2 separate regions of the Homo sapiens genome follow, and region 2 is linked to region 1. The links are chromatin loops, found by intact Hi-C in ENCODE. Cell type or tissue: Calu3. All regions are shown on one strand. Links, peaks and the distances in the headings refer to the core of each region. The heading gives the core; the rest is flanking DNA.

Region 1 (5,646 bases), core at 231-5,230:
TGAACGATGTATGTTTTCCACGATTGCTGTCCAGAAATGCCTAAGCTAATGATATTTTCTCCCAAGCAGGAGAAATGTGCTATTAACCAACTTGACCAGACCCAGGGAAAGAGGTTGTCAAAAGATGTCAGGCAGACAACCCTATGCAGAAGAATGAAACTAGACCCCCTATCTCTTACCATACACAAAAATCAAATCAAAATGTCATAAAGACTTTAATCTAAGACCATAAAGTAGGAAATTACTAAAAGAAAACATTGGAGAAACGTTCCAGGCATTGGTATGGGTAAAGGTTTTTTTGTGTAAAACCTCAAAGGCACAGACAAGTAAAACAAAAATAGACAAATGGGATTACATCAAGCTAAAAAGCTTCTGCACAGCAAAAGAAACAATCAACAAAGTGAAGTGACAACCCACAGAATGGGAGAAAATATTTGCAAACTATTCATATGACAGGAATTAAAAACCAGAATATATAAGGAGCTAGAACAACTTAATAGCTATATATATATATATCTATAGATATCTAGATATCTATATCTATATATATATCTAGATATCTATATCTATATATATATCTAGATATCTATATCTATATATATATCTAGATATCTATATCTATATATGATTTTAAAATGGGCTAAAGATCTGAATGGACATTTCCCAAAAGAAGACCTACAAATGGCCAACAGGTATATGAAAAATGCCTACCAGCACTGATCATCAGAGAAATGTAAATTAAAACCTCAATGAGATATCCTCTTACTCCAGTTAAAATGGCCTTTATCCAAGAGACAGGCAATAACATGCTGGTGAGGATGCAGAGAAAGGGGAACCCTCACACACTGTTGGTGGGAATGTAAATTAGTACAGCCACTATGGAGAATGGTAAGGAAGTTCTGCACAAACTAAAAATAGAACTACCATTTTGTTCCCAGACCAAACAGAGGATCAGGCTGCTATTTCTCATGGCCCAGTAACGAGATGTAGATGAACTGGGGAGGAAGAGAGTTTTTATTTCTGTAACTGGTTACAGGGAGAAGGCCTGGAAATTGTCGCCAGACCAACTCAAAATTACAAAGGTTTCCAGAGCTAATATACCTTCTAAGCTGTATGTCTACGTGTAAGTGTGCATTCATCTCAAGACATAAGTGATTAACTTCTTTTAATCTGTAACTAAGGTCTGAGTCTTGAAGACCTTCCTCTGGAGCCTCAGTAAACTTCCTTAATCTAAATGGGTCCAGGTGCTGGGGTGATTACTCTTCCCTTGTCTCCTGCTAAATCATGGAGGTTTGGGGAGTTTCTTCAGACCCCCAATAAACTTGTTTGTGGAGGGCTGGGGAGTTTCTTCAGACCCCTAATAAAACTTGTTTAATCATGCTTTAAGGTTCAGGAAAGGCCTGGGCAAAACTCTTGGTGGGCTTTTGCAACATTCCAGCCTTTGTATAAGGGCACTGGCTTTTTTTTAGCTTTTAATATTTAACTTAACCACTCAGTCAGTACTGAAACAGTTGTTATGGAGGCCTGTGTTAGCAAGACCTGGCCTGCCACAATATGATCCAGCAATTCCTCTACTGGATACACAGTCAAAAGAAAGGAAATCAGTATAGCAAAGAGATAGCTGCATTCTTATGTTTACTGCAGCACTGTTCACAATAGCCATAATATGAAATCAACCTAAGTGCCTGTCAAGGGACAAACTGGATAAAGAATATGTGGTACATATACTCGATGGAATACTCCTCAGCCATAAAGTAATGAAATCCTGGCATTTGTAGCAACATAGATGGAACTGGAGGCCATCACATTAAATGAAATAAGCCAAGCACAGAAAGACAAATACTGCATGTTCTCACTTGCATGTGGGAGCTAAAAACGTGGATCTCCTAAAGATAGAAAGTACTTTGGTGGTTACCAGAGGCCTGGAAGGGGAGAGAGGGTGATGAAGAGAAGTTGATTAATAGATATAAAAATGCAGCTAAATAGCAGGAATAAGATCTAGTGTTTGACAGCAGGGTGACTATAGTTAACATTAATCTATTGTACATTTCAAAATACCTAGAAGAGAATAATTCAAGCGTTCCTAGCATAAAGAAAAGAAACATTTGAGGCAATGAATATCTCAATTACCCCAATTTAATCTTTACACATTATATGAATGTATCGAATTATCATATGTACCCTGAAAAGATGTGCATCTATTATGTATCAATTTTTTACAGTCAGGCAACTTTCTGTAATGCAGAGCCGGACCTGGCCACCAGAGGCTGAAGAGGTGTGGTGGTGGCAGCTGCTGCAGCTCCTGCTGCCTGTGGCAGGAGCAAGCACAGGAAGAAGCTGGGAGAAGGGCCAGAGACCCACAGAGACACGCGGCTGTGCTGCGTCAGCCTGTGTGGGCGCTCCAGTGGAGTGAGTCGCCAGTGAAGGACTGAGATGAATCAGTAGCTGGGGTGCAAGTCTAGGGGCCAAGGAGCCTGAGTGTGGAGGCCCGAGGGTCTGCAGGACCTGGTAGCATGGCTGTGGTGAGATGGGGTGAAGTGGGCTCATGCACAACTGGAGAGGTCTTGTGTTCTAATAAAATCACAAAAGTAATCGATGTTCAGTGTCAAAAATTCAAACAAAACAGAGGCATGAGAGTGAAACTAAAGGTTTCTGCCCTTCTCTGAAAGCAATTTCTCTTCTTCTCCCAGTGAGAAACTGTGAGCAATCTGCTGTCTACCGTTTTATTCTAGGAAATCTGTAGACTTTATTCCCCCTAGTCAGATGTCACACGAAATGTTATATTCCCTTTTTTCCTGTGTCTTTTTTTTGGCAGTGATAAAAATACATAACTTAAAACGTACCGTTTTCACCTTAAGCACACAGTTCAGTGGTGTTAAGTGTAGATGCTCCTTGACTCACTATGGAGCTATGTCCTGATAAACCCGTGGTAAGTTGAAAATATTGTAAGGTAAAAATGCAGTTGACACACCTAGGCCAGGCATGTTGACTCACATCTGTAATCCCAGCACTTTGGGAGGCCAAGGAGGGAGGATCTCTTGAGCCCAGGAGTTCCAGACCAGCCTGGGCAACATAGCAAGACCCATATCGCTACAAAAAAATTAAAAATTAGCCAGGCATGGTGGCATGCTCCTGTAATCCTAGCTACTTGGAAGGCTAAGGCAGGAGGATCACTTGAGCCCAGAAGTTTGAGGCTGCAGTGAACTAGTATTGCACCACTGCACTCCAGCCTGGGCAACAGAGAAACCTTGTCTCTCTCATATATATATATATGTGTGTGTGTGTGTGTATACATATATATGTTAGATGTGTATCTATCTATATATGTAGATAACACACACACACACACCCCTAACATACTGAACGTCATAGCTTAGCCTCGCCTACCTTAAACGTGTTCAGAACACTTACATTAGCCTATAGTTGGGCAAAATCATATCCCAAAAATGCTGGCAACCCAGTGCGCCGCAGAGTGTCGGTTGTTTACCCTCGTGATTGTGCCCCTGACTGGAGCTGTGGCTTGCTGTTGCTGTCCAGCATCATGAGAGAGTACACCGCTGCACACACTAGCCCAGGATAAGATCAAAATTCAAAATTTGAAGTACGATTTCTACTGAATATCACTTTTGCACCATCACAAAGTTGAAAAATCATAAGTCAGACCATTGTAAATTGGAGACTGTACATTCACAGTGTCTTGCAATCATCACCACCATACATCTCCATAACTTCTTCATCTTCCTGAAGCGAAACTTTGTTAAACAATTGTTAAATAATAACTGTCCATTGCCAGTTCCTGGAAAGAAACCACCAATACACTTTCTGTCTCTATGAATTTGACTACTCCTAAATCTCATATAAGTAGAATCATACAATATTTGTCCTTTTGTGACTCGTTGATTTCACTCAACTTACGTCCTCAAGGTTCATCCATGTTGTAGCATGCTTCAGAATTTCCTTCCTTTTAAAGACAGAGTAACATTCCATTGTATGGTTTATTTTGGACACACGGGTTGCTTCTACCTTTAGGCTTTTGTGAATGATGCTGCTCTGTGAACATGAGTGTACAAATATCTGTCCAAGTCCCTGCTTTCAGTTCTTTTGGGTGTAGCCTCAGTGGAACTGCTGGATCATATGGCAATTCTGTTTAATTTTTTGAGCAACTGCCATCCTGTTTTTCACAGTGGCTGCACAATTTTACATTCCCATAAAAAATGCACAAGAGTTCCAATTTCTCTCCATATCCTCACCAATATTCATACCTTTATAATAACCATTCTAATGATTGTGATGTTGTGTCTCATTGTGGGTTTCATTTGCATTTCTCCAGTGATTAGTGAAGCCAGGCATCTTTTCATGTGCCTTTTGGCTGTTTTCATATCTTCTGTGGAGATGTTATGTCTATTCAAGTCCTTTGCCCATTTCTTAATTGGGTTAGTTTTTTTGTTGTTGAGTTGTAGGAGTTCTTTATACATCCTAGATATCAATCCCTTATTAGATATATGATTTACAAATATGTTTTCCCAATCCATGGGTTGCCTTTTCACTGTTGCTATTATCTTGTGAAATTGTCTGCCACAAAAGTCTTAAGTTTTGATGAAGTCCAATTTATCTACATTTTCTTTTGTTACCTCTGCTATTGGGGCCATACTTAAGAAAACATTGCCAAATCCAGTGTCATGAAGGTTTTCCCATATGTTCTCTTCTAAGAGTTTTATAGTTTTTTGTCTTACGTTTCAATCTTTGATCCATCAAGTTTATTTTTATATATGGTATAAGGTAAGGATCCAACTTCTTTCTCTTGCATGCAGATATTCAGTTTTCCTAGCACCACTGTTGAAAAGACTATCCTTTCCCCCATTGCATGGTCTTAGCCCCTGTTACTTGTACAAAAAATCTAATTAAATCTGAATCCAAGCCCCCATTCCCATCACTGGGGCTTCCCCCATCCCAGAATGGCACAAAGATCCCTGGATATATACCAGCCAAGGAGGTCTTCATCTGCTGTGTGAGCCCACAAGGTCCCTTCAGGTCAGGTGGCTTTGCTGAAGCTGTGCCAAGTTTGAGGCAGGGCATTGGCAGCCTTGACAAGCATAGGTACCTTGTTCTCTTGGGGCACATCGGGTTTCACCCTCATCGAAGTTTGCTACTTCCTTGAGCAATATGAATTTTCCCTCTTATCTTGTCTAAGCCCCTGCCTCCTGCTCCATTTTAGTCATAGGGAAATCTCTTGCTTTCCCTTGCTACTTGTTACCATAAGGCATTCTCTCTCTTCTCTGACTCTCAAAGGCACGCCCTAGTGTAATCTCTTCAGTGATCTGGAATTTTACACAATACAGGAAGACCTATTGACTTCTAACAGCTTCTGTTTTCTGCCCTGTAAAACTCATGAAGCAAGAAATTACTAAAGACCTTGAGGTAGGGGGTAAACAGAGAACAACGCACAAAATAGTATAAAACACACACACAAATAAAACAGGATTACAAAGTTGATCCTACCATACATAATATTCTCCAGCTTGCTTTTTAAACTAAAGAATATATCAGACAAAGCTTTTCTTCTCAATTAAAATTACACCAATTCTATCTTTTAAAAAAAGAATATAACAGACATATTTCTTTGCAGATGTAGATCCTGAGATCTAC
Region 2 (5,646 bases), core at 434-5,433, 50 kb before region 1:
ATTTGGGGGACGCAGAAATCTGTCACATTTGACCATCTCACCCCTGTGGCCAAAATAATCCGGAATCCCAGCTTGGTCTGGGCTGCACTCCCTGGGGGAAGAACTCAGAAAGGAAGGAGCTGTGTGCTCAGGTGACACCTCCTCCCTGGACTCTGTCCTGCCGCAGCACCTGCTGCCTTCAGCAGACCAGGCTGAGCTGTTCCCACTGAATGCACCCTTAGCCCTGTGCTCCACAAGGGGCCTGCAAAATGCAGGATCTCACTAAGCTTAAAGAAAACCAGGAATTTCAGAGACGAACAAGAAAGAGGAGTGCTCCTCTGAAGTGAATCAGTCCCTGCAATCCAGCACATATTCGACGAGGTATGCATGCAAGTGTGCTTTGTTTGAAGAGCCCTACTTTAAGATGGGAAATGTGTATGAGGACAGAGGAATCTTCCCGTTTACAGAACAATTCCCTTCTGCCTTCCCCCTTCCTTCCCTCTCATAGCTGGTTAAATGAAAGGGGCAGAAGACTTTCAAAGTGTGTTAAAAGCCAGTGTTCTAAATAAGCCATTTTTTTTTTCCTTTTAAAATGTTCTTTTTTGGTATTTGTTTGGCATGCCGTAGTCCTTGGTAAAATTCTTTCAGAAAATTTCAGGAGATCTCAATTTACTAAAGGGAAAGAGAATTGCCCCATGGCTTCATAATAGTAGAATTCAAAGTCAGAGAAATGGTGGCTTGGAAAACCTAAGGGAAAATGCTGGGGACATTTTCCTATATACACTTTTAAAGTTCAGAATAACATGCTCACAGAAAATTGCAGAAGTCAAAGTATATGGTTTGAGAAATATTCATGTAACCACCATCCAAATAGACAATTACCCTCCTCCCAGTCATGTCCATACCCTTCCAGCATTACAGATTAATTGTGCCTTGTTTTGAAATATCAACTAAAAGTGGGATCGCACCAAACGTATAATTTGTGATGGCTTCTTTTGCTCAATGTTATGCTGGTGGATTCACCACATTGTTAAGTATGGTAGCATTTCACTCACTTTTAATGCTGTCAAAAGAATGCATTTTTTTTCTTTCAAAGTGTTAATACTGGTTATCTCTAGGTGATGGAAGTTTCTTTTATCAATACATAATAGTTGTACATATTTTGGGGGTACATGTGACTTTTTGGATACCTGCATACAATGTGTAATGATCAAATCAGGGCAATTGGGATATTCATTACCGCAAACACTTCTCTTTATATTGGGAACATTCACAAGAATACATTTTTGACACGCATCCATTGCAATCCTGAGGCAGGCAGCCCGGGCCTCTCTGTGAGAGATACTGCACCAGACCCAGGCGGCACAGCTCACAGCCCTGTTCTTCGGGACCTTAGAATCACAACGGCAGAAAACATAAAAATAGCCCCTCAAGAACCAGAGCCAGGTCCTGAGTTTAACTGAGGTCAGGAGCAATTTTGCAACCCCCTGGCTATAATCTAAAGTAATGCTGTGGAGAAGCTAGAGGTTGGAAATTGCTTTTTTCCCCATGGGGTCAGCAATATCAAAATCCCGGAGGAAAGAAGGTGTGTGTGTGTTGTGTGTGTGTGTGTGTGTAAGTGAATGTGTATGTGTGTGAGCATGTGTGTGTGTGTGATGGGCTGAACAAAATTAATATGTTGAAGTCCTAACTCCTAGTACCGGAGAATGTGACTGTATTCACAGATAAGGTCCTTCAAGTGGTAATTAAATTAAAATGAGGTCATTAGGATAGGCCCTCATCCAACATGACTGGTATTCTTATAAGATGAACTGTGGACACAGACACACACAGAGGGAAGACAGTGTGAGGATGCAGGGAGAAGCTGACCATCTACCAGACAAGCACAGAGGACTCAGAGGAAGCCGATCCTGCCGACACCCGGACCTCAGACTTCCAGCCTCCAGAACGTGAGAGTCAATTCTTGTGATTTAAGCCACCCAGCGGGCCGGACTTTGTGATGGTCGCCTTGGCACATTGATACAGTGTGTGTGCATGCATGTGTTTCATCTTTTCTTACCAGACCTAAAATGTGCTTTGCAGGGAGCAGGAGCTTGGCACACCTGCGGAATGTAAGTGCTGTGTGTAATTGGTGACTCAGGCAGGAACAGGTGCTCACAACTGACATTCCCAGGCCCTCCTCTCCCACCTTGGTTTGGAGGCCTCCTCCAACCTGCACCTCACCCCCTCCTCTCTCAGCTGACTGCCAGCTGCCTGGACTAAGCTGGCTGAGCTGTGCCAAATTGAGTGGCAGCTCTGAACAGATGCAGGCCTGGCAGGCTCCCTGGGGGCATCTGGAGGGGAAAGAGAACCATCCTGAAATGGCAGGAAAAACACTTCTCCCTGGCAGCGCAGAGCAGATGGGGGTGGGGCAATTGCCAAACAGGCTTGAGAGAAACAAAAGATGCTTCATGCAATACGACTCAATTCAAAAAACGGAAACAAAACAGATTCATCTTCCTCACCATCAAAACTCTTTTGACAAATTGAATCAATGAATAGAATCTTTTCTCTTTTCTTTTTTCGCCCATGCTGGCCTCAAACATTTGGGCTCAAGAGATCCTCCTACTGAAGCCTCCCATGGAGCTGGGGCTGTAGGTACAAGCCACTGCACCTGGCTTCAACTAATAGAATCTTTATCCTAATTTCAGGTCCCTTTAAGAACAGCCAGTGAAAAGGGTAAGCAGGAGACTCACACTAGATGTGGTTGACATCTTGGATCAGTAAGGAAAGAGTAGCCAGAAGCAAGGGGAAAGGCGTATCCTTCCTCCTTTTGATGGTTTAGTTCTAATATGTATTGTGACAAACAACCTCAGGTGTTTGAGTGAATTTGTGGCTCTGTGGGAGGTTTTGTGTAAGAGTTCAGGCCCTCAGCTGACAGGTGCCCCCGAGGTCCCTCTATCAGCACGTTGTGTTAATAAGTAGCAGTGGCTTCTGTATGAAGAAAAGCCCCACCCCGGGCTCAGCCACTTGAGTTTTAAGAATGCGTAATCACTGCCTTTGTTTTCTACAAGAGAGCTGGCTTTAGGTTAGGTCAAAATTCCTGTGAAGTTAGGAATTTCTACATCCAAGTTAATCCTTACAAAGTGTGTTACTCTCCTCTGTACTCCTACAACCTCAGGATAACCTATACCTCTGAGATAGGAGTTCAGCGTCTGGTTTCACAAGATATAGGTCACAAAGACCCCGTGGATAAAACATGATGCTGTAAAGAAGCTGCCAAGGCCGGGTACGGTGGCTCACGCCTGTAATCCCAGCACTTTGGGAGACCGAGGCGGGCAGATCATGAGGTCAAGAGATTGAGACCATCCTGGCCAAAATGGTGAAACCCTGTCTCTACTAAAAATACAAAAATTAGCCGGGCACGGTGGCGGGTGCCCGTAGTCGCAGCTACTGGGGAGGCTGAGGGAGGAGAATCACTTGAACCCGGGAGGCGGAGGTTGCAGTGAGCTGAGATTGCGCCACTGCACTCCAGCCTGGCAAGAGAGTGAGACTCCATCTCAAAAAAAAAAAAAAAAAAAGCTGCCAAAACTGCCGAATCCAAGATGGCAATGAAAGCAACCTCTGGTCATCCTCACTGCTCATTACATGCTAATTATAATACATTAGCATAGTAAAAGTTCCACCTGCTCAGCTCATGACAGTTAACAAATGGCATGGCAACATAGGAAGTTACCCTATATGGTCTGAAAATGGGAGGACCCCTCAGTTCTGAGGAATTTCCCACCCTTGTCCTGGAAAACTCATGAATAATGTACCTCTTGTTTAGCATATGATCAAGAAATAACCATAAAAATAGCCAACCAGTGGCCTGCGAGGCTGCTCTGCCTATGGGGTGACCACACTTGTATTCCTTTACCTTCTTAATCAACTTTTTTTTACTTTACTCTGTTGGCTCACTCTTGAATTCCTGTGTGAAGCCAAGAACCAAGATAGCCTCTCAGGCTGAACCCCAATTTTGGGGTTTGCCCTGTGACACCTCCACATCGAATACACAAGACAATTTTTGACATGTCTGTATGCGTTTCTTCTGTAAGAGTTCAAGAAATGGGAAGACTTTCTAAAAGCAGTTACATGTTTTGAATTGGTGCCCAGTCCAAAACGCTGACAATACCAAATGCTGGTGAGGACTGAAACTGCCCTTGCAAAATTATGACAGTGAGAGAAATCTAACATAATTGACTCCATCTTGCTTCTAACCTTCAAGCTATCCTTGCTCTTTGCTGAGTGTGGGCCAAACTAACCTTGGGACAAATTTTGTTTATAGTTTAAATGATAATAGCCCTTCCCCAAAACTAAACTGCCCTTGTAAAACTAATGAAAGACCACTAGGTTAGGAGGATGAGAGGGGCCTGAATTCTACTAAGACGTAGGCATAGGTTAAAAATTACTAGCTATTATTCCAGAGGTCAGAAGATTTGCAACTTCCCCAATTACCCCTGTACATAACATCACTATTGTAGAACCTAGGATTGGCCTTTTGAGATGTCTTTGCAGACATTTGCATTTCTGATGACTGGATGGCCCCACCGAGACCAGTGACTCCTCTGTGGGCCTCACCCAAAAGTGAACTCAATACTTAAGGACCATTTTTCACAACCCTATGATTGTATCCCCAACGATTCAGCAGCACCCATACCCTACTTCCCTGCCCATCAAACTATCTTTGAAAAACCTCAGCCTCCAAATTTTTGAGGTGATTGATTTGAACAATAACTCCGTCTCTTGCGTTGTGTGGCCAGCCTCGTGTCAATTAAACTCTTTACTGCAAGAGTATGGTCTCAGTGAATTGATTTTGTCTGTGCAGAAGACAGGAAGAACTCGTTGGGTGATTACAGGATGTGGAGCAATGGGAACTCCACAAAATTCAGTGTGTTCTTACAATAGGATCCAGCAGTTAGCTCCTTGGTGTTTACCTAAATGAGTGGAAAACTTATGCCCCACAAAAACCTGCACACAGATGCGTTGATGAAAAAAGCCAAACTTTGTAAAATATTTGAAAAGGCTTATTCTGAGCCAAATATGAAGACCATGGCCCATGACACAGCCTCAGGAGATCCTGAGAATATGTGCCCAAGATGGTTGAATTACAGTTTGGTTTTATACATTTTAGGGAGACAGAAGTTACAGGCAAATACACAATATATTATGTACATGTAAGGTATACTTCAGCCAAGAAAGGTGGGACATCTCAAAGCAGGGGCTTCCAGATCATAGGGAGGATATAAAGATTTTCTGATTGCTAATTAATTGAAAGAGTTAAGCTTTGTCTGAAGAGTTGAAGTTAGCATAAAGAAATGCTTAAGTTACACTAAGGGAGGTTGTGGAAGCCAAGGTTCTTGTTATGTAGATGAAGCCTCCAGGTAGCAGGCTTCAGATAGAATAGATGGAAAATGTCTCATTGGATCTTTGTTTTTTATACTTTAAGTTCTGGGGTACATGTGCAGAACATGCAAGTTTGTTACATAGGTATACACATGCCATGGTGGTTTGCTGCACACATCAACCCATCATCTACATTAGGTATTTCTCCCAATGCTATCCCTCCCCAGCCCCCCACCCCCCGACAGGCCCCAGTATATGATGCCCCCCCACCATTTTCCATATGTTCTCATTGTTCAACTCCCA

The links. Peaks named below come from ENCODE experiments on the same cell type or tissue, not always from the same donor. Only the 100,000 strongest peaks of a DNase experiment are listed, where the experiment ranks them.
Region 2: a loop joins it to region 1, with 2.1 times the contacts of the local background. A loop is called at or near these places in 1 of 110 quality-filtered maps.

The regions. Positions count from the first base shown.
Region 1 is chr1:230,565,884-230,571,529 of GRCh38, forward strand. The region is part of intron 1 of LOC107985357 (a long non-coding RNA gene); the gene reads right to left. Among named protein-coding and RNA genes, the nearest start is that of LINC01737, 27 kb to the right of the region's middle. In Calu3, for the core only: a CTCF peak has its summit at 2,291; DNase peaks (open chromatin) are centred at 2,288, 2,998 and 5,098.
Region 2 is chr1:230,515,756-230,521,401 of GRCh38, forward strand. No RefSeq gene overlaps it. Among named protein-coding and RNA genes, the nearest start is that of LINC01737, 77 kb to the right of the region's middle. RefSeq lists enhancers at 1,740-2,275, 2,810-3,345. In Calu3, for the core only: no CTCF peak of the experiment used is centred there; DNase peaks (open chromatin) are centred at 2,156 and 2,956.